Linked DNA regions of Mus musculus: region 1 is linked to region 2. The links are chromatin loops, found by intact Hi-C in ENCODE. Cell type or tissue: heart. All regions are shown on one strand. Each heading gives the region's core, and the rest is flanking DNA. Links, peaks and the distances in the headings are about the cores only. Region 1 has its middle 19 kb from the start of Esyt3. Region 2 holds the start of Mras (muscle and microspikes RAS).

What was found. Hi-C counts contacts between places; a loop is a spot of excess contacts. Peaks named below come from ENCODE experiments on the same cell type or tissue, not always from the same donor. Only the 100,000 strongest peaks of a DNase experiment are listed, where the experiment ranks them.
Region 1: it touches region 2 in a loop (2.5-fold over the local background); 11 of 42 quality-filtered maps call a loop at or near these places.

What each region holds. Positions count from the first base shown.
Region 1 is chr9:99,372,037-99,383,554 of GRCm38, forward strand. No RefSeq gene overlaps it. Among named protein-coding and RNA genes, the nearest start is that of Esyt3, 19 kb to the left of the region's middle. In heart, for the core only: no CTCF peak of the experiment used is centred there; no DNase peak of the experiment used is centred there; H3K27me3 peaks cover 320 bases.
Region 2 is chr9:99,430,594-99,442,111 of GRCm38, forward strand. Mras (muscle and microspikes RAS) reads right to left here and starts at 6,119. Exons shown (of 6, transcript NM_008624.3): 1 at 5,717-6,119. In heart, for the core only: no CTCF peak of the experiment used is centred there; DNase peaks (open chromatin) are centred at 5,428 and 6,078; H3K4me3 peaks cover 2,593 bases; H3K27ac peaks cover 1,212 bases; H3K27me3 peaks cover 2,447 bases.

The DNA.
Region 1 (11,518 bases), core at 2,378-10,377, 58 kb before region 2:
CATACACACACACTTTGTCTAATTCATGCATTTCTTACATATTAACCAGAATTAAATCAGCTTGAAATGCATATGGTTTTCCCTGAAAACAATCTATGGAAACATATGCTAGTGCTCATATTGAACTAGAACTCATTTGTGGGCCTGGGTACCAGAGGTTTTCCACAGAGATCTTTGTTCAGGTCAGGTAGGAAGGTTCTAGCAAAGAGAAGCTAGTGCAGTTTAGAAGACGAAGTCTCTGCCACGCTTTCCAGGTTGCTTGGTAACTCTGAGCCGAGATACTCTGAACTGAGTCCGGTCCCTTTGGGCCAACAAAAAGCTGACAATCCAGTGAGGAGTGCGGTGGGACCTCGGTGGCTCTTCGGGAGAGAAGATCTCTTCCCAAGTGTTATGTACAGCTCTTGGAACAAAAGACTCAGATGAAGGAATAGTTCTCACATACCTTTAATTCCCTGGATGGATTTATATACATTTCTGGGGGTGATTCAGGGTCTGACAGCAGGTACCTCTCATTGGCTTGGACTGAGAGTTTGGGGAAAACTTTATTTGCATGTGGGAAGGCTTGGCATTGTTCCTAGGTGGCTGATAGCCATGCCTCTCCGGTGTGGGCTGTGGAGGTGGTAACTTCAACAGGAGCCAGGGGTCCAGAAGACATGGTCAAAGGCCTGCCATCCCATGTAGGTGGAAATTACCACCCATCAGGTTCTCCCGGGGTTCAAGATCTAGCCTCCTCAACTGGAAACCAGGCTGTCTGTGCATAGCCCGTTGCCCCACACTCATTGAGTAGGTTTTGGGTTTGTCAAACTGTCAGAGTCAATACAGATACTTGACTATGCTTAAACACCAAGCTACGTGGATGAAAAACTTGACCAGCCCATGCTATTAATCGTTAACAAGTGGGACTTTTCAGAGCTGTTTTACTTATTATTGTTGTGTGGGTGCACGATGTGGGGAGGCAGGCGCATGCTGCAATGCGCGTGCAGAGATCAGAGGACAGTGTTTGGGAATCAGGTCTGTTCTTCCATTGTGGATTCTGGGGACCAAACTCAGGGTCTTAGGCTGTAGCACACGCAACTTCATCTACTGAGCCCTGTTGCTGGAATTCATAAAGAGAATCTTAAGGAGACCTCTAGGAACTTCCTTATCATTGAGGACAAAGCAAGCCTATCAGGAAACCAAGAAGGCTTTCATAGCAGGACTAATACAAGCAGAAGGTAACTTGACATTCTCTTCTGTTAACTAGAAACAGGACAAATACATGACCTTCTTGTTGATGCCATCGTGATGTAAAGGATTCAGTCACACCCTTCTGGAGGCGGGAGTTGTTTGGAAGTTGATCTTGATTTTATGACCATCATCTGTGTAAGCTCTCCAGGGCTGACCACCCATCATGCCGACTTCTGTGTCTCTGGAGATTTCATATTCTCTCAGCTTTGTTCTCTCATGTCAACATGTGGCGTAGCTCCGCTGCATGGCTGTAACCGTCTCCAACACCACTGAAGACATGGAAGCCTCAGCTCATCTCTACTCTCTCTCTCTCTCTTTTATCTATCTATCGGAATGTCAAGGATCTCTGGTCTGTCTATCTTTTATCTAGATATCATAGTAAAAAAAATTCTGAGCAGCCCACAGTGCTGTTATCAGCATCTGCTTCCTAGATCATATCCTGCAGTTCAGCTGAGAGGCTGAAGGCAGCGACTGTTAACTTCCCCCATAGTTGTCAAGCCCAGAAATGCAAAGTCCGGTGTTGAGAGGACAATTTTTTCTTTTCTTTTCTTCTTTAAACAATTTGATGTTATCATTACTTGCATGTACATATGAATACTCATGTGAGTATGTGTCGCGTTTGTATATGCCCAAGGAGACTAGCAGAGGACACAGGAACCCTGGAACTGGGGAGTTACAGAGTTGTAAGCCAGATGATGTGAATGCTTCAAACCAAAATCAGGTCCTCTGGGAGAGCAGCAAGCACTAACCACTGAGCAATCCATCTCTCCAGCCCCAGGACTAGTCCCTTCTGAGGCTCCAGTATGGCCCCACCTCTTTCTTAGCTTCTAATCACTCTAGAACTCCTTGGGGTTCCATGGAATGTAGATACATGTTTGGCATGTAGATACTGCAACATCTGCCTGTCTTTACAAACCCCTCTACCCTTGGTCTCCAATTTCCTCTCCTATGTCACATAAGGTCACCAGTCATTGGACTCCTTGAAATTCAGACAAACCCATGAGATCCTTCACCACTTCTACAAAGACCTATTTCCAAATAAGGTTGCATTTACTAGAGCTTGGGGTGTAGACATATCTGTTTGGGGCCTGTTATGGTTTGCCTATAAAATATCCTCCATAGGCTGATGGGTTGAACACTTGGTTCTGGAATGGTGTGCTATGTTGGGAGGATCTAGGCAGTTGAGGAGGAGGAGGAGGCAGAGGAGGAAGAGGAAGAGGAGGAGGAGGAGGCTGACTGGCTGGAGGGAAAGTCCTTTGGGGCTGTATCTTACCCTGCACCCTTCTCTCCTTTGCCTCCTGTTTGCCCTGAGGTGACAAGCCTCCAGCACATGCTCCCTGCCATGAATTGCTGCCTTGCTACAGGCCAGAGAGATGGGGCCAGGCAAGCACGTCCTGAAACCTTTGAAACTGTGAACAAAATTAATCTTCCCCGTTTTTTTGTTTTGTTTTGTTTTGTTTTGTTTTGTTTTTGTCATATGCTATCTTGGCGAGAAGAAAGTGAGCCATTGGGGGCTGCTGTTTAATCCACATGCATTTGAATTTAAAAAAGAATCAAAGGCTGGGGGGCAGAGCTTGGTCGATGAAGTTCTTGCCATGCAAGCACAAGAACCACCCTTCGGATTCCCCAGCACTGATGTAAGATATCTGATGTGGGAGCTTGTACCGGAACCTTACTGCTGGGGAGGCAGAGGCAGGAGGATTCCCCAAGACTTGCTGGCCGAGTGTAGCTGGACTGAAGAGTTCTAGATTCAGTGAAAGATCTTGTCTTTAAAAAAAAAAAAAAAAAAAGTGGAAGCATGATTGGGGAAGACACTAAAACCTCTGGCCTCCGAATGGACGTGCACACATGAGTACTGATATGGACATGGGCACACACACAGACATAACTAAAATAAAATAAAGTGTATTCCAGAAGCTTCCGGTCTTATTAACAGATGGCCATTGAGCCGTAGTCTCAGATACTAGGTCTCTCTTTCTCCCTTAGTACGTGTGCTGCCTGCATTTGACGGACAATTCTGAGCACTGTAAAACCTTTCTTGGGGATGAGCGTGGGGAGTGGAACCCTTCACACTTCCCGCAGGAGCCTACCTGGAGATTTGATGGTGAGCTTCCTAGGAAGTAGGTCTGCGCCTCTCCTTCCCAGAGCATCACCTTCTCCTTTCGCTTGCTGTTATACAGGGCTGGCTTCACAGGGCAAAGAAAATACTGCCTGCCTTCTCTCCCCTCCCTTCTGGGTCCCAGGGCAACATCTACCAGCCTTGAAGGAGACAGTATCACAGCAGAATCACATTATCTGATAGTGGGCTGTCATAAGTCAGGGCTCTTCGCTAAGCAACGATAACAAAACATGACATCTTTTCATCAAGGATGAAGGCTAAAGCCACAACAGTGTTCCATACCAACATGGGAGGGGGGGTTGGAATATAAGTTGGACGGTTGAAGCAATACAAGAGCAGCTTCACCTGTCTGTGGGAGGGATCCTGCCGCTCCCAAAGTGGGGAGGTATGCAAGCCAGGACATCCTCAACGACCCCATGCTACCCCACGAGTTCTCCCCACCTAGCCTTCCAGCCTCGCCCCAGAGACTGAGACGCAGTGGGCCTGGAGAATGTCCATGTTTTACAAGTCCCCAAGAATGTGCCCTTTGTACCAGGACTACACTTCGAAGGCTACTGACCCAGACATGGACTTAGGAAGCTGTCTCTGAAGCTCCATCCACAGAAGTGGCCCTCACCAAACACTCTTGGATAGTGGATTTAGAGTGTGCAGGAAAGCGGGAGGTCAGGGGAAATTGGAGCTGTGGATGATTTTCTTTCTTCCTTCCTTCCTTTCTTTCTTTCTTTCTTTTATACACACACACACACACACACACACACACATATATATATATATTGGGTTTTTCACACACACACACACACACACACACACACACACACATATATATATATATATATATATTTTGGTTTTTCGAGACAGGGTTTCTCTGTGTACTCTTGGCTGTCCTGGAACTCACTCTGTAGACCAGGCTGGCCTCGAACTGAGAAATCCGCCTGCCTCTGCCTCTCAAGTGCTAGGTGTGCGCCACCACTACCGGGCCGTGGATGATTTTCTAACTGAAGAAGCTGGCTGGATTCAAGGAAGACGCTCTCTCCATATGTAGAATGTAGAACTGTATGAAAAGTCTCCAGAAGGCACATGAAGTCAACTGTGAGGGACTGAAGCTGATTAGGCACAAAGTGTCCAGAAGTGCCAGGCTACCCTGGGGTGGCTAAGTTTAGCTCCAGAAGGCTGATCGAGCAGTTGTCTAGATGAGAATTTGGTCTGGAGTTTTGACAAACATTTGACACATGAAAACGGTGGACTTGAACTCAAAATGTATATTTCTCTGGTACCTGAAGTTTAGAAGGTTAGGAAATCCCACAGAAAGGAGAAAGGGCATGGTTTGTTTGTTTGTTTTTTGGATTTTGGGTTTTTTTTTCGCTCTACAATGGCGCCCTCTGGTGGTCAGTACAGGCACTGTCCCAGCTTGCCAGGCTTCCTTAAGCGGCCAGAAAGACTGTCAAGTAGAGATACTAATAATGATCGTGATCGTAGAAATAACAAATACTGCATGCGGAGAAGCTTCGTCGGCACGTGGTCAGGATACTTTGCTAGGGTCTTAGAACGCATTAGGCCGTTTGATCCCCACATTAGCCCTAGCGGTGAGTAGTCATATGATTCCAGCATCAGAGGAAAAGACCCCTGGCCCATAAAGTCATCAGTACAGAGAGATAGTAGTGAGCATATACTACCTAGGGGGTTAGCAAGTGATGGAGTCAGAGTCCCCAGTCTATCTTCGCCAACAGGCCTGTGACATCTAGGGGTGCCCAGGTCTTTCAAAAGAGGTTGTAACCTCCAGAGCTGGGAGGTTTCAGGAAATGAAGATTTTTTTAAGGCTATAGGCACACTGGCAGCACCAGCCTTTGTTATGCTGATGTAGTATTTTGTTATTTAACCATACCCTAACTGTGATTCACCTAGGACCTTGACACACTTTGGCTTACAGATGCAAAGATCATCTTTACCAACCTCTCATTTCTATTTCCTAGGAGAGAATAGAATTTTGGGGGTAGAAGATTTTAGGCTGAAACCTAGATTTTACTGGGCTTATTTTATTTTGTTTATTTTACTTTTTGAGACAGGATCTTATGTATAGCCCCGGCTTGCCTGGAACTTACTGCAAAGACCAGCCTGGTCTAGTACTCACAGAGATCCACCTACCTCTGCTTCCCCAGTACTAGGATTAAAAGTGTGCACCACCCCCAGGCAATGGTGGAGCGTGCCTTTAATCCCAGCACTCAGGAGGCAGAGGCAGGTGGATCGCTGTGAATTTGAGGCTAGCCTGGTCTGTAGACCTAGTTCTAGGATAGCCAGGGCTACACAGAGAAACCCTGCCTCGAAAAAGTGTGTACCACCACTGTTAGCATTTTGTCTAAGCTCTGCCCCACAGTTACCTGGCAACCTCCAGGTATGCCTGACCCTCTATGAAAAGGGGCTGTTTGCCCCCTCCTCTCTCTCACTCTTGTCTTCTTCCTGCCTCCGCTGTCCTCTTGCCCCTTCCCCCATCTCTCCCCATTCCCTTCCCCCCTCTCTCTCCATGTGTTCATGGTTGGTCTCTATTCTCTCTCTCTCTCTCTCTCTCTCTCTCTCTCTCTCTCTCTCTCTCTGCCTCTATCTAAGTAAGTACTTCCTCCTAAAGTCCCAAAGACAAACCAAGGTACTGTTCTATTAGAGTTCACTCTGGGAAACCAGTACATCTGGTGGTCTTCCTTACAGAGCACAAGTGAGCACTTACTTACCAAGGCGTCGGGGTTTTCCTTCAATAGGCCACACTTGGAAAGTCTTTACTTGGCAGGAGTCTGACATTGGCCATGACAAGGAAGTAAGCTCAGGCAGGAATCTGACATTGCCAAGGACAGGGAAGTAAGAATCTGGTTTTAGGGTAGAACAGAGAAGTAGGCTCTGCTATCTTGATCATCCTTAGAAACAGCCTCACTGGAGCGATCATGGCTTTGTGTTTATTGTCTTGCTTGTTCCTTGACTATGGTCTCTTTGGTTCCCTATTGTACTGTTCACCCTTCATACTTGCATGTAATTAAAATGGTATAAAAAGCGGATTGGGAAAATGAAATTTGCCTTCAGTCTTAGGATTGACTGGGGTCATGCTACAATGCTGTCTAACTGTCTTTTTTTCTTTTTAATCCTCACTACTGTGCTGGAGAACTTGTTGATTGAGCGGGCTTGGTCACTTTACCAGCAGAGAAGAGAGGCTCCTGGAGCCAGTTAGAGCCCCTTTCCCCTTGGTCTTCCTGTGCCTATATATCCCAAATGCTTCTCTGAGGTCACCAGCAACTAAGGCAGAGTTGCATACAATAGGTAGTAGATCGCTCAGGTGAGATAACCCTTTTGAAGGAGCTTGCAGCTGAACTTCCCGAGATGACGAGATGACGGTAAATTGGCTCAGAAGGTAGTAAGTTCCACTCCCCACTTCTTACATCGATCCAGCTTTACATCTTCATACCTGTGAAGTGCGAACCTTCCACCAGTGAGACATCTCTCTGGCCTGGACTGTTTTGTAAAAAGATAGAAGAAGAGAGGAATATGTTTGGTAAGGAGGTGCAGTATGGTGTGGGGGAAGGGGGTTCCTCTTTGGGCCCATGCTGAGGCATCCGTTCCCCCTGAAGGACCAGCCATACAGTATAGAATAGGGTTTATTCAGGGCATGAGGAGGGGAGTTGAGAGAGAGAGAGAGAGAGAGAGAGAGAGAGAGAGAGAGGAGGCCAGCTATGAGCATGTGGAGAGGAGGGGAGGTGAATGTGGAGAGAGGGGGAAGAGGTTAAGGAAACAAGGGCAGGAGAGCAAGAGAGTGAGGAGGAGGCAAGCAGCCCCCTTTATAGTGAGTCCAGGTAACTGTGGGGCAGAGCTTAGACTAAATGCCAACCCAACGTGTTATATAGCAGGCTGCTCTCAGACACATGACCCTCCCGCCTGAGGTTGTAGGCGGGCATATATGGTTCTGATATACTTTGATTGACAAGGAGAGATGGGAAGAGCTGAGCCAGGAGCCAGACAACAGAGGGCAACAAAAGGCTGCCTGGGTCCCGGGGTTCTGACTCAGGCATTTAGAATTTCTGTATGTCAATCATCATTCCAAAAGCATATACTAAATTCAAACCTAACAATAGTCTAGCATTTAAATCTAATAATAGTCTAAGGCTTTAAGAAGTATTGTTAAAAAAAGAAAGAAGAAATATTGTTAACATCAGTTCAGTTAACGTTTGACATTAAGCTGAGACATGGGGAAGGTTGGACCTCTTGGCTAAGATCACCAGACAGCAGCACAGCCAAGCTGGACCTAGTCTGTGCACTGGACGCTGCTCTACACGCTGTGAACCAGAGAGGGAACCAAAAGTCTGGGCTGAGAGGAGAGAGAGGAACTGCTCTGTTAACAAATAAGAGCACCTAGCATCCAGGGCTCCATTTGCTGGAGCAAAAGAACAGGACCGAGCAGAGGTCAACTGAGACACCATCTTAGGACCTACCAGTCCTCAGCAACGCTCAGAGGTGGTTATGTGGGTGGGTTTTCTTTGTGGAAAGTGAGGTAGGGGTTCATTTGAGTAGTGAGGCTATAGAAAGGAGGCAGATGCAGAGGTCACCATGAGATCATGTGGTCTTGGGAAACTATTTGAAATGTGCAGCAACCTGGTGTCTGCTACAAGCCATGAGATTGACTAGGGGCAAAAACAAAACAAAACAAAACAAAACAAACAAAAAAAACAACAAAAGCCCATCGTGTGTCTCATGGACTTGCTAATCCATGGTTCTCAGAAGACCCAGTATACTATTACTCAGAATCTATTAAAAAGCAAATTAAAGCTGCCAAGTCCTAAAGCCTATGTTCTAACTACTCCCATCCCCAGAGAACAATGACAGTCACTAGGGTTCCTGACTCTGGGGGGTTCTCTAGGCAGAATGCCTGAGGCCCAGAACAAGCTTACAGCCCCTGGACCTCACCCATTGTGCCCACTGGCCTGAAGAGTCTCAGTTGGAAGGGCAGTAAGAGGGGGACAGAACTGGAGGTGGGGTCCAGGGCCACGGTGAGGAAGGGCTGCCCTGGGTGATGTCCTAGTGCAGACTCTGGAAAAAGACTGTCACTGAAGCTCACAATCCTGTGCTGAGTCACTGGGATGGGGGTGGGGGGGAGTGTGGCACGCATTGAAAAAACCTCAAACCTGGGTGAAATTGAGAATGGGTGTGGGGAGACAGCCTGGGCTGGCTCCATCTTCAGTGTGGCAGGGTGGTGGGAACAGAGCATAGGCTGCAGGAGCAGAACTGGATGCAGGAGCAGGCTGCCATTTCTGCCCGTTGTTGGCCTCGGTTTCTTTCTCTATAGAACACAGTGTCACTTACTCCACAGGGCAGTCATGAGTAACGGAGGTGGGTGAGAGACCGGGACAGTGGCTGGCTTACAGGAAGTCCTCAGCCATGCAAGCTAGGACTCTCAATGTGTCCTATGCATTTGCTGAGGTATCAGACAAGTGGCATACCATTACCTGGAACCTGTTTAAAAAGTAAACTAACACTGATAAGTAATTAAACCTGTGTTCTAACGACCCCCACCCCAGGGGACGAGGACAGTTGCTAGGGCCTAAGGACCTGTACCTAATTCATAGTTACTAAAGGTGTTTACCAGAACAGGCGGCACACTTTCACTCTTAACACTCGGGTATGGTTGGCCAAGGCCTGCCCTTGGACCAGTGGCAAACCAACATCCTAAAATCCCCTGCCTAAGCAAACTGCAGGCTTTAGGAAGAAATTGTGGAATGTGGCTTTTAAAAATCATCTGCATTGAGTTGGGGGTTGGGGGAGGGGAGGAACTAAGATGGGAGAGGTTCTGGCGGCAAAGGTCACTTGAGAGGCCCTCTTAGGGCCTATATGTCTTCCGCAAAGTTCAGGGGTAGTTTTGAGGGTCAGTTTTCTTTGTAGAAACTGAGACAGGGGTTAACTTGAGAAGACAGGTTGTGGAATGGATGCAGAGGTCACCATGACCTTGGGAAGTTATTTGAAATTTGCAGTGACCTTGGGTCTGCTACAAGCTGGGACTAGGGACAAAGAAAGCACTTTGAATGGAGATGTTTGGGTTTTAAGGCATGAAGGCTGATATCTATAATTATTTTTTTTATATTTTTAGATTTATTTATTTTATGTATATGAGTACACGGTAGCTGTACAGATTGATTGTGAGCCATCATGTGGTTGCTCGGAATTGAACTCAGGACCTCTGCTCACTCCGGCCAAAAGACTTATTTATTATTATGTGTAAGTACACTGTAGCTGTGTTCAGACACAGCAGAAGAGGGCATCAGATCTCATTACAGATGGTTGTGAGCCACCATGTGGTTGCTAGGATTTGAACTCAGGACCTTCGGAAGAACAGTCAGTGCTCTTACCCACTGAGCCATCTCACCAGCCCGTATTGGTTTATAAACATTAGAAATCACCACTGTACTACCAGCTTCTTCTCTGGGCCTGAGGGCATGAAAATGCAAGAAACATAGACAAATGAAATATCACTGTCGTATGTGACCAGCCTCGAAGGGGACCTGCTTAAATGAAAATTAAGAGTTGCCTGTGGGCCTGGGAATCTAGGTCACTGGTAGAATTCTTACCTAGAATGAACAGGTCCTGGGTTCAATTCTCAGCACTACCACAAATACACATATACACACACATACACACTCACACACATATATACACACTCACACACATACTCATACACTCACACACACTCACGTATACACATAGAATTACACACACATTCACACTCACATACATACACACTCACACACACACACACATAGAATCACATATACACTCACACACATATACAAACATAGAATTACACACACATACACACTCACACACATATACACCCACATACACACACGTATACACACTCACATACACACTTACACACATACTCATACACTCACACACTCATGTACACACACACATACATAGAATCACATACATATATACACATACACACTCACACACATACATACTCACATACACACACACATACTTATACACTCACACACTCATGTACACATACACACAGAGTCACACACATACACACTCACATAATACATAGAATTACACATGTATACAACAATCACACATACATATACACACATACACACACACATACTCATACACTCACATACACACACATAGAATCACACACACACACTCTCTCACACATTCACATAAAATCACAGTGGTGTTTGCCACAGTGGGGAAGGAGGTAGTTGAGTCCTTTGGGTCACACACTTGGTCATGTAGGGGGAACTGGGAAAAAGGCAGCTTGACCCTGTTCCCTCCCGCAGGATGTCGTGGGAGGGAGCACAGGGACATGTCTACTTGGTTAACAATTTTGTCAGCGCTTCTTTAGAGTAGCTGGATCTTTGCTTCTTTCGTTTCCTCTTCCTGTTCTCCGTGGCTGTGAGAGCCGTGGCTGTGAAACTGCAGAAGATCCTGGCATCAGAGGAATGTGCTAGAGAGGCCGCTACATCTCCACACGGAGCAGCACCTGCGGCAGGCACAGTGAGAAGCTACCACAATGTGACTGTCACAAACCCAGAAGAGGGCATGGTAGCTGTCATTTTGCATAGAATTTCAAGGTGTCAGCCACCCCACCTGCAACTCTGTGGAGTGACGATCAATAACCTTTCTCCTGGGATCTTTGGTTCCAGATGTTGGGGAACCCTTATTAATTAGATGCGGGAAGCAAAGAGGAATGACCTGAGTATCATCCTCTGATAGGACCACAGCTGCCTTGCAGATGAAACATCTCTGCAGCTGTGTATCTCCGCAGGATGGAAACTTGGTGACTTGGCGATTCTCAAACTTTAGGAAGCATCAGAGAGTCATGGAGGCCTCGTCAAACAAAAATCTACCTATAATCGGTGGTCACACGCGGTGCCTACGGAGGACAGTTCTGAGTGTATGGTGTTGCTAGTCAGACTCTTACAGCTGTTTGCAGCTGAGCCTTCCTCTAAGGCAGCGGTTCTCAATGCCGTGACTCTTAATACAGTGCCTCATATTGTGGTGACCCCCAACCATACAATGATTTTTGTTGCTACCTCACAACTGTGATTTTGCTACTGTTATGAATCATAGTGTAAATATCTGTATTTCTTGATAGTCTTTGGCAACCCCTGTGAAAGGGTCATTGACCTCCGAAGAGGT
Region 2 (11,518 bases), core at 1,628-9,627:
TCAGATTCTTAAAAAACAATCATAGTTCTGTCTTTTCCAACCTCCTGTTCCAGTCTCTATTTAAATTACAGACGTTCAGAACACCGGTGACTGAATTAGGCTCCGAAACCCAGTGATCAAGGCAGGTGGTTAGTGAAGACAGATGGACAGGCTTGAAAAAGACCTTTGAGAAAAGTCAAAGCCCAGCGAGGCACACTTGCCTTATTTCCCAGTGTCTATCAGCACCTCAGTGGGGGACTCACTAGCTTTTTCAGTGGGTTACCTGGGCATGAAGACAAAGAAGTTTAACACGTGGAAACTAGCCTCAGCCTTCAACAGTCTCGTGCTGGGCCCAAACTCACCAGGTCACATGACCAGGCCCTTTAAGTCCGGTGCTACCATGTGCAGATAAAATAGTCATACCCGTTCATTCTGAGTCATGGTTTAGGAGTGTTCATTGCATTAGCCTTTATATTTTTCTTTTTCAAAATTAAAAACAAATAAAGTGAGCACGTGGCTTAGGGGCTCATTGGCAGCTGAGTAATGGAGCCAAGGTTCCTGACAGTCAGTCCTCCCTGCCCTTTATGAATCAGCCACAGGTTCACCTCTCTAGTTTCTGCTGCCTACGGTGTTTTCATGAAAAAAGTACCCCACCTCTCTCCCTACAGGCCCTTGCCCCATGGCATTGATTATGTAGAATCGGACCTCACAGCACCAGCAAAGCGGGAGTGTGTTGTTCGGTCCTCCAGTTCAGGGAACAGCAGATGCTGCATAAGTATCATAAGCTTGAAATAGAGCATGCTCAGACTCCTCCCTGGCCCTGCATCTCTAAGCTCATGACGATGGAGACCTGCTTAGCCTTTCTGGATCCTGGTTTCCACAACCACAGAAGGCTAACAGGATCCAGCGACACTGTCATGACCGAGTGCCACCACCGAGATGGTGAATATAGAGTGAATATACTGAACGGGGCAAGTCCATAGGTCGTCGCTGAAGGGAAGATGGGTAGGTAGATGAGTGGGCAGGTGGATGACAGTCAGACAGATGGATGGATAAAAAGACAGATGGATGGACAGATGGATCAGTAGGTGGATATATAGATAGACATACAGATAGGATGTCTTTAAACCAAGCCACTGAGGAGAAGCCGAAGAAAGAAAAACCTGTTCATCCCATAAAACACATAACTGAGCAGTCTGTGTGGGGCAGGGTAAGAGATGGAAGGAAAGACCTTTGAAACAACTAGCAAACTCCCCAGAGGAGCAGACCAACCTGAAGGGCAGTAGGTGCCCGGTCTCTACAAGGCTGAAGCAAAAGTCATCACAGATGAAGGACTCCTCTGTGGAGTGCTTCCTAGCCTTTACCCAGGAGGCAACTTCACACTCAGGCCGTATCTGTCCACTCATAATCTTAACCTTAAAATTAGACTTTTATTTCCCTAATAAAATTTTTTTCCTTCCTTTCCGTTCTGATCAAATTTTATTTGTTCATCTACATGCTCGTTTATGAGTAGGTGCAGAGGACAATTTGTAGGAGTGACTTTTACCTTGCAGGTCCCAGAGATTGAACTCAGGCCAACAAGCTTGGCAGCAAGCGCCTTTACCTACTGAGCCCTCCCACTGGCCCTCTTTGTAGTCTCTGAGTCAATCTCATGTAGCCCAAAGCTGACCTCAGATCTGCTGTATAGCTTAGGATAACTGTGCCAACGCCCGCTTTTTCTGTTTCTACCTCGTGTGCTGGGATTACAGGCTTCCATTACCACACCTGTCTCTAATTTTTTCTGGAACATTAATCTGAGCAAGATAGCCATTTAAATAAACAAGTCTGATACCATGCATGTTGGTTTCTTTCTTTCTTTCTTTCTTTTTTTGTTTTTTTGTTTTTTTTTTTGTTTTTTTTTTTTTGTAAAGCATGGTAACAACTCCTAACTATTCAAATGGGAGATCTGTCTGGGCCACACTGTAAATGAACTCTCCCATTATGATGAGGAACTGTTCTGCTGAGTGTGAGTGTGACTCTACATTAAATGTGCTGGAGGGGCCTGCTGGGTCACGATTCTGTTATCTGAGATAACCACAACACTGATTCTGCTCTTTTTCTCCTGGCCTTTCTGGTCTCCCAGCATACTTCATCTGTGTATTTCATCTAATCCCCATGACAACCCTGGGCAGAAAAGCCACAGACAGAGCCTAGGCCTGCACGGCGCAAGATCTCAGAGGACCGGGACTGAGCTTAGAGCTTCCTAGCTGCTCATTATAGCCCACCACTCCTTGCTACAGAATCAGTTCCATTCTTGGTGGTCTCCAAAATCTCACTAACAGAACAATCAAAATATAAATCATGGCTTTCATCCATTGGGAGGTAGCCTGATGCCAGGCTCTCCAGGCAGAAGGGCTCTCCAGTCCCTTCTGAGACTCACTCTCTCACCTTAGCAGCTGGGGAGACCCAGACTTTCATTTGGCCATCTGGCCATCCCCAAGTCCATCTAACGAAGCTGCCGGGCATATTAAAGAAAAAGAACAGGCTAAATTCACAGGGTTGTTTCATGACTCCCATGAAAGAACAGCCTAGAGAAAACTATCTTGGACCACACAAGCCGCTACAAAGGAGGAGTATGGAGGTTTGGAAGACAGGCCAAGCAGAGCCAGTGAGGGGACATTGTCAAGGACCTCCACTATGGGCTGCATAGCAGCTAGTATGGACTCCAGCCTGGCCCTTGGCTTTGCATCAACAACACAGCTCCTGTCTCAGACGCTCCCAGGGAAGACAGTATCCCAGTCACTGTAGATTCTGGATTCTGTCTCTGTCCCTTCAGGATGCTCTAAAGATGAAAAGTGCCCAGCTGTGACAAAGAGCTACACAACAAGTCTCCAAAAACCATTTCTGGAACAACGGGCATTAGACCAGGGATGGCCAACCCGTGGCTCATTTTCAGAGATTTGTAACTGCCCCCAGTCATATGCTATGACTGCTAATCTTGTCTTTGCTTGACAAAATTTAAAATCATCTAAGAATCTAACTCCCGGGCACGTCTGTGAAGGTGTTTCTAGAGATGTTTAATGCAGGAGGGAATACAAGCATCACCAACGGGCTGGTACCTCTGAACTAAATAAACAGGAAGCAAGTCAAAGCCAGCACTCATCTCTCCTACTCTCTATCTATGGGTGCAGCATGACCAGCCATCTGTCTCATCACTATGCCTTCTCTGTCAGGAGGGGCTGTACTCTCAAACTGTTGGTCATCATGAGCTCTTCCTTAAGTCTCTTTTTCCAGGCCTCCCGCCACAGTGACAAGAGAAATTACCAACATGCACGCTCAACTCTGCACATCAAACAATGTTCTCTACTAACTTCTCGTACACATAAAGAGTAGCTTCTCGAGGTCATGCAAATCATGAGTCTAAACTCCAAGCCTCATCCTTCTTGACCGTCTACCCCACACAATAAGTAGCTGGAAGGGTACAATGATCTCCAAGAGCCGAGAGTGTCTTTGGGAGATCTGAGCCGCGTCTAGCCTATTGTTATTTGTGTTTTGTTACTTGCATCCCTGCAGATTTGGACCACAGGGCCGGCCTGGAAGCATCATATTAAATTCTAAGGGTAAGGCTTCAGAGTCTATTGACAAAGCGCTCAGCTCAGCATCTGTATCATGGGCACCTGGTAGGTGCTCCAGATTGCAAGATGCTCATAGCCAACTCCTCCATTTTCCCCATCTCTCTAGAAAGGTGCTGATAGCTCATAGCCGGCTTATGCCTGCACTCAGACCCTCTAGATACTAGTGAGCATTACAGCTTTGCACAAGAACCCAGTTCCCACTTAGCCCGGCTTGCACAAACAACACAATACCCAGGAGCAGTATGTTTTCAGGTCCTTCCAGGGAGGTGCACTGACTGGGGCCTCTCAGTGGTAGACAAGATTACAACAACAACATGTGTCCAATACAGGATAGAGATCACAATTTCCTGAGAACTGAGTCGATCCAGGAGACTGGTAAACACATGATGTTAGGACCTGTCACTTAAAGGACTCAATTCATTAATATCCTCCCTGGTTCTGGATGATGATCCCTGGAGCTCAGGGACCAACCTCAGGGGGGAAGTGACTTGTCACTGTATACAAACAGTATGAAACATCTGGGCCTAAAACTAGTAATAAAAGTTCCATTTGTCACTCACCTCCCCCAAATCTTATAAATGCAGCCAAGGCGAGTGGTATGTATCTTTAATCCCAGCACTCAGGAGGCAGAGGTCAGAAGATCTCTGTGAGTGGCAGACCAGAGAACACAGTAGGTTGCAGGCCAGCCACGGCTATGGAAATTGCTTTAGACAGGAGCAAGGCCCACTGCTCTAGAGGGTAGTCAGTCACCTGCCTCCCCAGAGGGCCTTTCCTCTCCATAAGGAAATGTCAAGGTCACATCTGGGGGTGGCAGTTTCCACCAGAACATTGGACTTGCTTAACCTCCCACTACAAAGAGACCAACCTTGAAACCCACTGCAACAGAGCCCCCACACCTCCCACCGGGCCAGAGAAAGGCCAAACCATGCCATGAAACGCAGTCGGCGAGGCTAACTGCCTGCAGGGTACTATGAGCACACACACACACACACACACACACACACACACACACACACACACACATCCCCGAAGAAACACCACGGCCTGAAACATTTTCAGCCCCAGTCAGCAGGGACATGCAATTTACAGGAAATAAGAAGGTTTACGGAATGTTAGCAGCTCAGATTTCTTCTCTGGGAAAAGGGGCAGGAGAAAGTCTACGAACTGCTTCAGTGAAAGTGCTTTGTTCACAGCTGAGCCCTTACATGCGTCAGTTGTTAATATACATAGCTGCCACCCCACACTTCAACCCACCACTGCAGGACGTGCGGACTGGTACACTAGGAATGTACAGTGCAGGCTGCACAAGCCTTAAACGTCAGCATCTTAGAGCCTCACTCACAACAGGCCAGAACAGACACGGGGTCAAAAGCACAGGCATAGGCACAGTCCTGGGTAGGTTAACGTCCCACTTCTCCCATCTTTCTGGAGGCGTCCTGTCTGAAGATAGGCAAATTCCCATCAAGTACCAGGGCTTTGTAAGCTTTGCTTTAAGCATTCTCCGCTCACTCCTCGGCCAGCCAGACCTCTGGAGGCCACAGTTTTGAGCGTCATCAGTCAGTCTCTATAATTTGGTCCAGAGAATCAAAAACACCATTGTAGCCCAAGAAGGTTCCCCACCATCAGGAGCTGCCCCAGCGCTCAGGTCAGAGTTCAGGTGACACGGTCTTTGTCCTATTCTCCAGACTGCACTCCGTCCCCAAGGCACCTCAGCTTTGCAGGGGGTTCTACCGTAATGTCAAGGGCCCACTCTGCTCTTCTGAACAGTCGTCTCTCTGACCTAACCCTGGCGTAGGGGCACTTGAGCTCTCCCACTGACCACACTAGACTGTCATTCAGTTTGTGCCCTGCTTTCCAAGCAGAACAGGATTTGGCATGGAGCCTGACACATGATGGGCACCGGGCCGCATCAGTTTAACGAGCGCAGGCCCCAGTGGTGACCAGAGAGCCAGCCCAGCAACCCGAACCCAGGACGCAGTGAAGAGTTGTTTATGAAGAAAGCGGTTTTGTATTATCCACATGAATGTACCACCTCTCCGTAGATCTTTAACCTGATTTACGCCATTTTAAGCCAGGAGAGCCCCTACCCGACCCCGCCGCCCACCTCCCTGCCGAGTCCTTACCCGGGCAGCCGAGGAACCCCAGGATGACTACAATCAAAGGAGTCTGTCTAAGCGGCGGCTAGGCCCTTCCCACTTGGGTCGGAGTGGTGAGCGACTTCTCCGCTGCACACCGTTAAGCCAGAGCCGGTGGTAGGGGGCAGAGGCCACGCACAGCCGGAGCCCGCTGCCCGGGTGCAGCCGGGTGCAGCGCAGCGCAGCCCGGCGAACGCGGAACCGGCCACACCTCCAGCCCCGGAACGGAACAAAGCGCCCGGCGGCCTCCTCCCCTCAGGGTTGCCGGGCGGCTCGCCGCGCGCTCCCGCCGGGGCTGGGCTCCCGCCCTGGGCCACCGCCTCCTCGCTCGCACCGGGAGGAGGGAGCGCCGCGCCCGCCGGGCCCCGCGCCGCCGACTGACGGCTCCGCGCCAGCCAGCCCGGCCGCCGCCGTCCCCGCCCCGCTGACGCCTTAAAGCGACCGCGCACCCCGCGCCTCGGGAGCCTTCCGAGTGGCTGCGACGACCCCCAAACGGCACCACTGTGGGCATTGGGACAGCTGGCACCGGGCAAGGGTCCCCTCGCCTCCACTCACTCACCACACGGATCTGCAGTCTGTGAGCCGCCGATAAGCCTAGGACACCTAAGGGGAATTGGCCCCGGGCGGCTTTAAAAGAGCTGTAGGTTCAATCTTTAACTCTTCGGGCTGCCAACTTCGGGACCTGCGGACGCCTCCCCAGTCCTTAGAAGAGTCCCGTCGCTTCAACCACGTCCCGAGGACCCCAAGATTCCGAGGGCCTGCTGCTTGCTTTAGCTAGGTGCCAGATTCAGGCCTCAAAGTTCTTGAGAATTAGCCAGCGACCTGGATAGGAGGCGGCGGCGACGTTCGCACACCATTTAGCTCTTCCATTGGGTTGGAGTCATTCCCTACTCCCTATCCCCGGCTTTCCCTTTTACAAGACTTGAGATATGATCACATAACGCTGAGTATATGCTTTTAAAGGCGTACGTTTCAGTGGGGTTTTGGTATAACAAAGTTGTGCGACCATAGTTATTTATCTAATTCCAGAACATTCGGGTCACTACTCCTTTCCCCAATAAATTAAAAGAAAAAACCTCTGTGGGTAACCTCTCCCCATTCTTCCCCCCTCCCAGGCTCTGGAACCCTCTAATCTGCATTTCAGCCTCGGTGGATTTGCCTATTCAGAACATTCTATATAAATGGAGTCATACAACATGTGGTCTCTGTGACTGGCTTCTTCCACGGTGTGTGCAGACTGGATGCACGTGGTTCCGCGTAGCCACACCTCGGCCAGACTCATCTCCCACTGTGTGTATAGGAAGCATTTGTTTAGCCTTTCCTCAGTCGATGCTTACCTACTTTCCCCCTTTCTCTCGGTGTGAATAAAGTGCTAGTGTTAAAAGTCTTTATGTAAATACTGTGATTCCTCTTGGATACATACACCTCCAGCGGAATTGCCGGGTTGACTGGGGAACTCTTTCGGGGGCATATATCTGTTTCCAACGCAGCCATAGCATGTTACACTGGCACCACTCACGTGTGTGCGGGGACATAAGCATGCACCTGTGCATGCGTACAGTTGTGAGGACAGGACAACAGTGGGTGTTACCTTTCGGGTGCCTGTCACCATTTTGCTTTATTTTGATCTTTGGTTGGGGTGTGGTTGTTGTTGTTGTTTCTTTTGAGGAGTCTCATTGGCCTTGAACGGCTGAGTAGGTAGAGCTACAAGCCTAGGGGACCTCAACTTCTGCCTCCCTTCCCAGGTAGGGAGGCCAAGACTTTAGACACAGCCTTTGTTTCCATTCTTGTTCTTGCCAACACTTGTAATTGTGTGTCTTTCAGATAATTGCTTCCCTAGTTGGGAGTGAAGTGGCCTTTTGTTCTACATCTCAAAGCTTCTCTCTCTCTCTCTCTCTCTCTCTCTCTCTCTCTATCATTTTTGAGGACATTCTTTTGCAAATGAGCCTTGAAGTCTTGGACCTAGCTTTACTTGTAGCTTTACTTATACGGGACTGCCTGCTATTTTGAGTGCTTCTCCACACCCCTGGCCTCAGGGAACTTCAAAGCTCTGTATCTTGCAAACCTGAGATTCTGCCTAAGGCTGTTTGCCATTGGCCTTCTAGCCACCACCCGTTTAAGGAGAGGCCAGACTCCTATCTAGCGTTATCAAAGCCCAGGTGGCTTTCAAGAGTCCCAGGGCAGAGAACATACTATATGCTACTGAAGGCGTCTTTCACTGGCTGTAGGGAGTGAACGGAGTAAGGAGAGGGGCCTTGAAGATCAGAAGTCCCTCCACCTTGGCTGTCTGGATCCTGCCCTGGCACTGTCTTTTTCTCTCATTTTTGTTTACCACAGACCTCAGGGAAGGTGGGCAGAGGGCATTTCATAAGAGTGTAGCTATAGCTACCCTGTTTCCATACAGAAATCCTTCTCACGTCTGGGCTTCATCATTAAATTCCTGAGCTTTCAGGCCATTGCTCGGGATGGATATCTCATTTAGGCTGTCCCCCCACCCCACGCCACCCTACCCCACCCCACAACCCACCCCACGCCTGCCTACCCCATCCCTTGAGCCCTGAAATAAAGCTGTGGTGAACAGTCTTTTAAAAGCAGGACGACTGAGCAGCAAAAGCAAGTTCTCCCAGTTCACTGGGGATGGGGTAGGGGACTGACGGAGCATCCACGGATATACCTCCCAATCACGGAGGAAAGGGTGTCAGGGAGAGAGGACTGTGTGGGAGCGCAGAGACGAGCACCTAGCCCACGGTGCAAAGGGAACAAGTGAGAGCTGATGACCGAGCCAGGTCAGACGATGGTGTGTGGGTGTGTGGGTGTGTGGGTGTGAAACTAAACCCACCGGCCGGGCTAAGAGGCAGGAGACAGAGCTTGTATACTGAGGTATGAATGAGCTGACGCCTTTCCAAGTAGCAGATCTGCATGCTTGATCAGGTGTGTCGGAAGCATGGCACACCAGAGACTTCTGGCTGAGGACCCAGAAAGAACACAGACCAGATTTCATGCATTGAGGTCCAAGGCCCGAGAGTGGGACAAGAACCAATTCCTAGAATAGAATAAAGGTCAGAGCTGCTAGGCTAATACACAATGAGACCTCCCAGTTAGTGACAAAGCAGGTGTGCTGTACCACTGGCCCCAGGGATTGCTGAACAATGGATTAGAACAGGCCAGAGCTAAGGGTTCAGTGAGTGAGAAACTGGGAGTGGGTAGAGCCTTCAGGATTCGGAAACCATCCAAGTCCTTATAGCTCATCTTTCTCTAGGCTCCAGGCTTAGGTCTCTGTGGATAAAAGAAGCTCTGAGCTTCTGAGCACTCACACATGATGTGCCAGCTGCTGGAGATAATGATGGCTGTATGGACCTCCGGGGGAGGGGATCACAGCACTTAACCAGCCTTCCTCTAGATGTGAGGAGGTTTCAGGTACAATCCCACTTAGCCCACAGAGGAACCAAATTCAATCCCCTGCACGCACATCCACCTAACAACCACCTATAACTCTAGGGAATCTGACATCCTCTTTTGGCTTCCATATATATGTGTGTGTGTGTGTGTGTGTGTGTGTGTGTGTGTGTGTGTGTGTATGTATATGTGTATGTGTATATGTATATGTGTGTGTGTATACAGGTGTGTGTGTATATATGTATATATAATGTGTAATGTGTAATATAACATATAATATATATGTATACCCTACCAAGCACATGAAGTTAACATAAAATAAAATCTTAAATAATAAAACTAGCTGATAGTGTGTTAGCAGTTGGGGCAGTAGGTCTGGCTGAGACAGGAGGACAAGAGAGAACCAAGTGAGAAACAGTGTCAGACATGTACTACAATCTGGGCAGCGATCACATCTGCCCATGGAAATCTGCAAGCACACTGTGCCATGCAACAACGACTCTAACTATCCACACGGATGATTAATACACGGAGGAAAGTGAAATATACAAAAGGGTTCAAAATATATAAAAATTAAAAATTGTAACTAAAATCAAGGTTGCATTAGGTCAGTTTAATGGGAGACTGAGCACAGTTGTGTAGAGGCTTGATGCAATCTGAGGATGACATGGAAACTAAAGCACAGAGAGAGAAAAAGAAGCCCAAGTGATCACAGCCCAGAGGTTACACAGGACACACTCAAATATCTAACAATCATAGCACCAGGATCCTGGAGGGAGGGGCAGGGAAGGAATGACAGAGAATTCTGTTGGCAAAGAGCTACAGGGACAGGATTTTCTACAGTTTGTGAATGATCAAATATACAGATTTGAGGAGCTTGTCACCCCCAAACCATAAGTGCAAACAAAATCACAACCATAACCAAAACTACCCGAGACAACATCTCACCGGAGTCAGAATGGCTTGCGATGAGAATTGCCAGCATGGAACACAAGTGCTGTTGAGATGTGGGGAAAGGGGCCCCTTACCCACTGCTGCTGGGCAGGGCCCCTTACCCACTGCTGCTGGGCAGGGCCCCTTACCCACTGCTGCTGGGCAGGGCCCCTTACCCACTGCTGCTGGGCAGGGCCCCTTACCCACTGCTGCTGGGCAGGGCCCCTTACCCACTGCTGCTGGGCAGGGCCCCTTACCCACTGCTGCTGGGCAGGGCCCCTTACCCACTGCTGCTGGGCAGGGCCCCTTACCCACTGCTGCTGGGCAGGGCCCCTTACCCACTGCTGCTGGGCAGGGCCCCTTACCCACTGCTGCTGGGCGTGCATACAGCGCAGCCACTATGGAAATCAGTGTGGAAGCTTCTCCAAAAGTTAAAAATAGAATTCCCATATGGCACGGCTATACCACGCCTGGGCACATTCCCAAAGGACTCTGTGTACTACACAGAGATACTTGCTCATCCATGTTTATAGATGGTCTATCCACCATGGGGAGGAAATGGACACAGCCTAGACGCCTATCCACAGATGAATGGATAATGAAAACCTGACATGTGTGCACAATGGAATTGTATTCAGCTGTTAAGAATATTGAAACTCACAGGGAAATAAATGGATCTGGAAAGTATTATATTAAGTGATGGGCCCTAGTCTCAAAAAGGAAAAAAAATCTTTTATATGCAGATACTAACTCTTATGTATTTAATGTGTGTAAGTGGGAGGTTATACAAGTTGGTACAGACTGGGAAACTAGATAGGAGTCCAGGACGGGGAGTGAGAGGTGTTGGTAAAGTGGTGGTGGTGGTGGTGGGGGCAAAAAGCTGTCCATGAAAGCAGATAGATGGGGGGTAGAAGGGCCCAAAGGAGGATGTGGGAAAAATGCCAAGATGAAAATCTATTTTTGTAAGCTAATGCAAATATTTTAGATTTATTTTCCAACACAAAAACTTCACATGCATGTCTATTATAGTTAAACCACTGAAAAAGGAAAGATAATTGATAAAAGCAATGAACAAAATAAAACAAACTCCAAAACTGTCAGCCAGATGACTCAGTGCTACTGGGCCTCTGCCGTGCATGAGCATATACAGTACGTGTGCACACACAGTGCATGTGTACACACAGTGGGTGTGCATACACAGTGCATGTACACATAGTGCATATGCATGCACAGTACATGTGCACACACAGTGGGTGTGCATACACAGTGCATGTGCACACAGTGCATTTGGACACACAGTGCATGTGAACACACAGTGGGTGTGCATACAGTACATGTGCATACACAGTGGGTGTGTATACAGTACATGTGCATACACAGTGGGTGTGCATACAGTACATGTGCATACACAGTTGGTGTGCACACAGTTCATGTGCACACACAGTGAGTGTGCATACACAG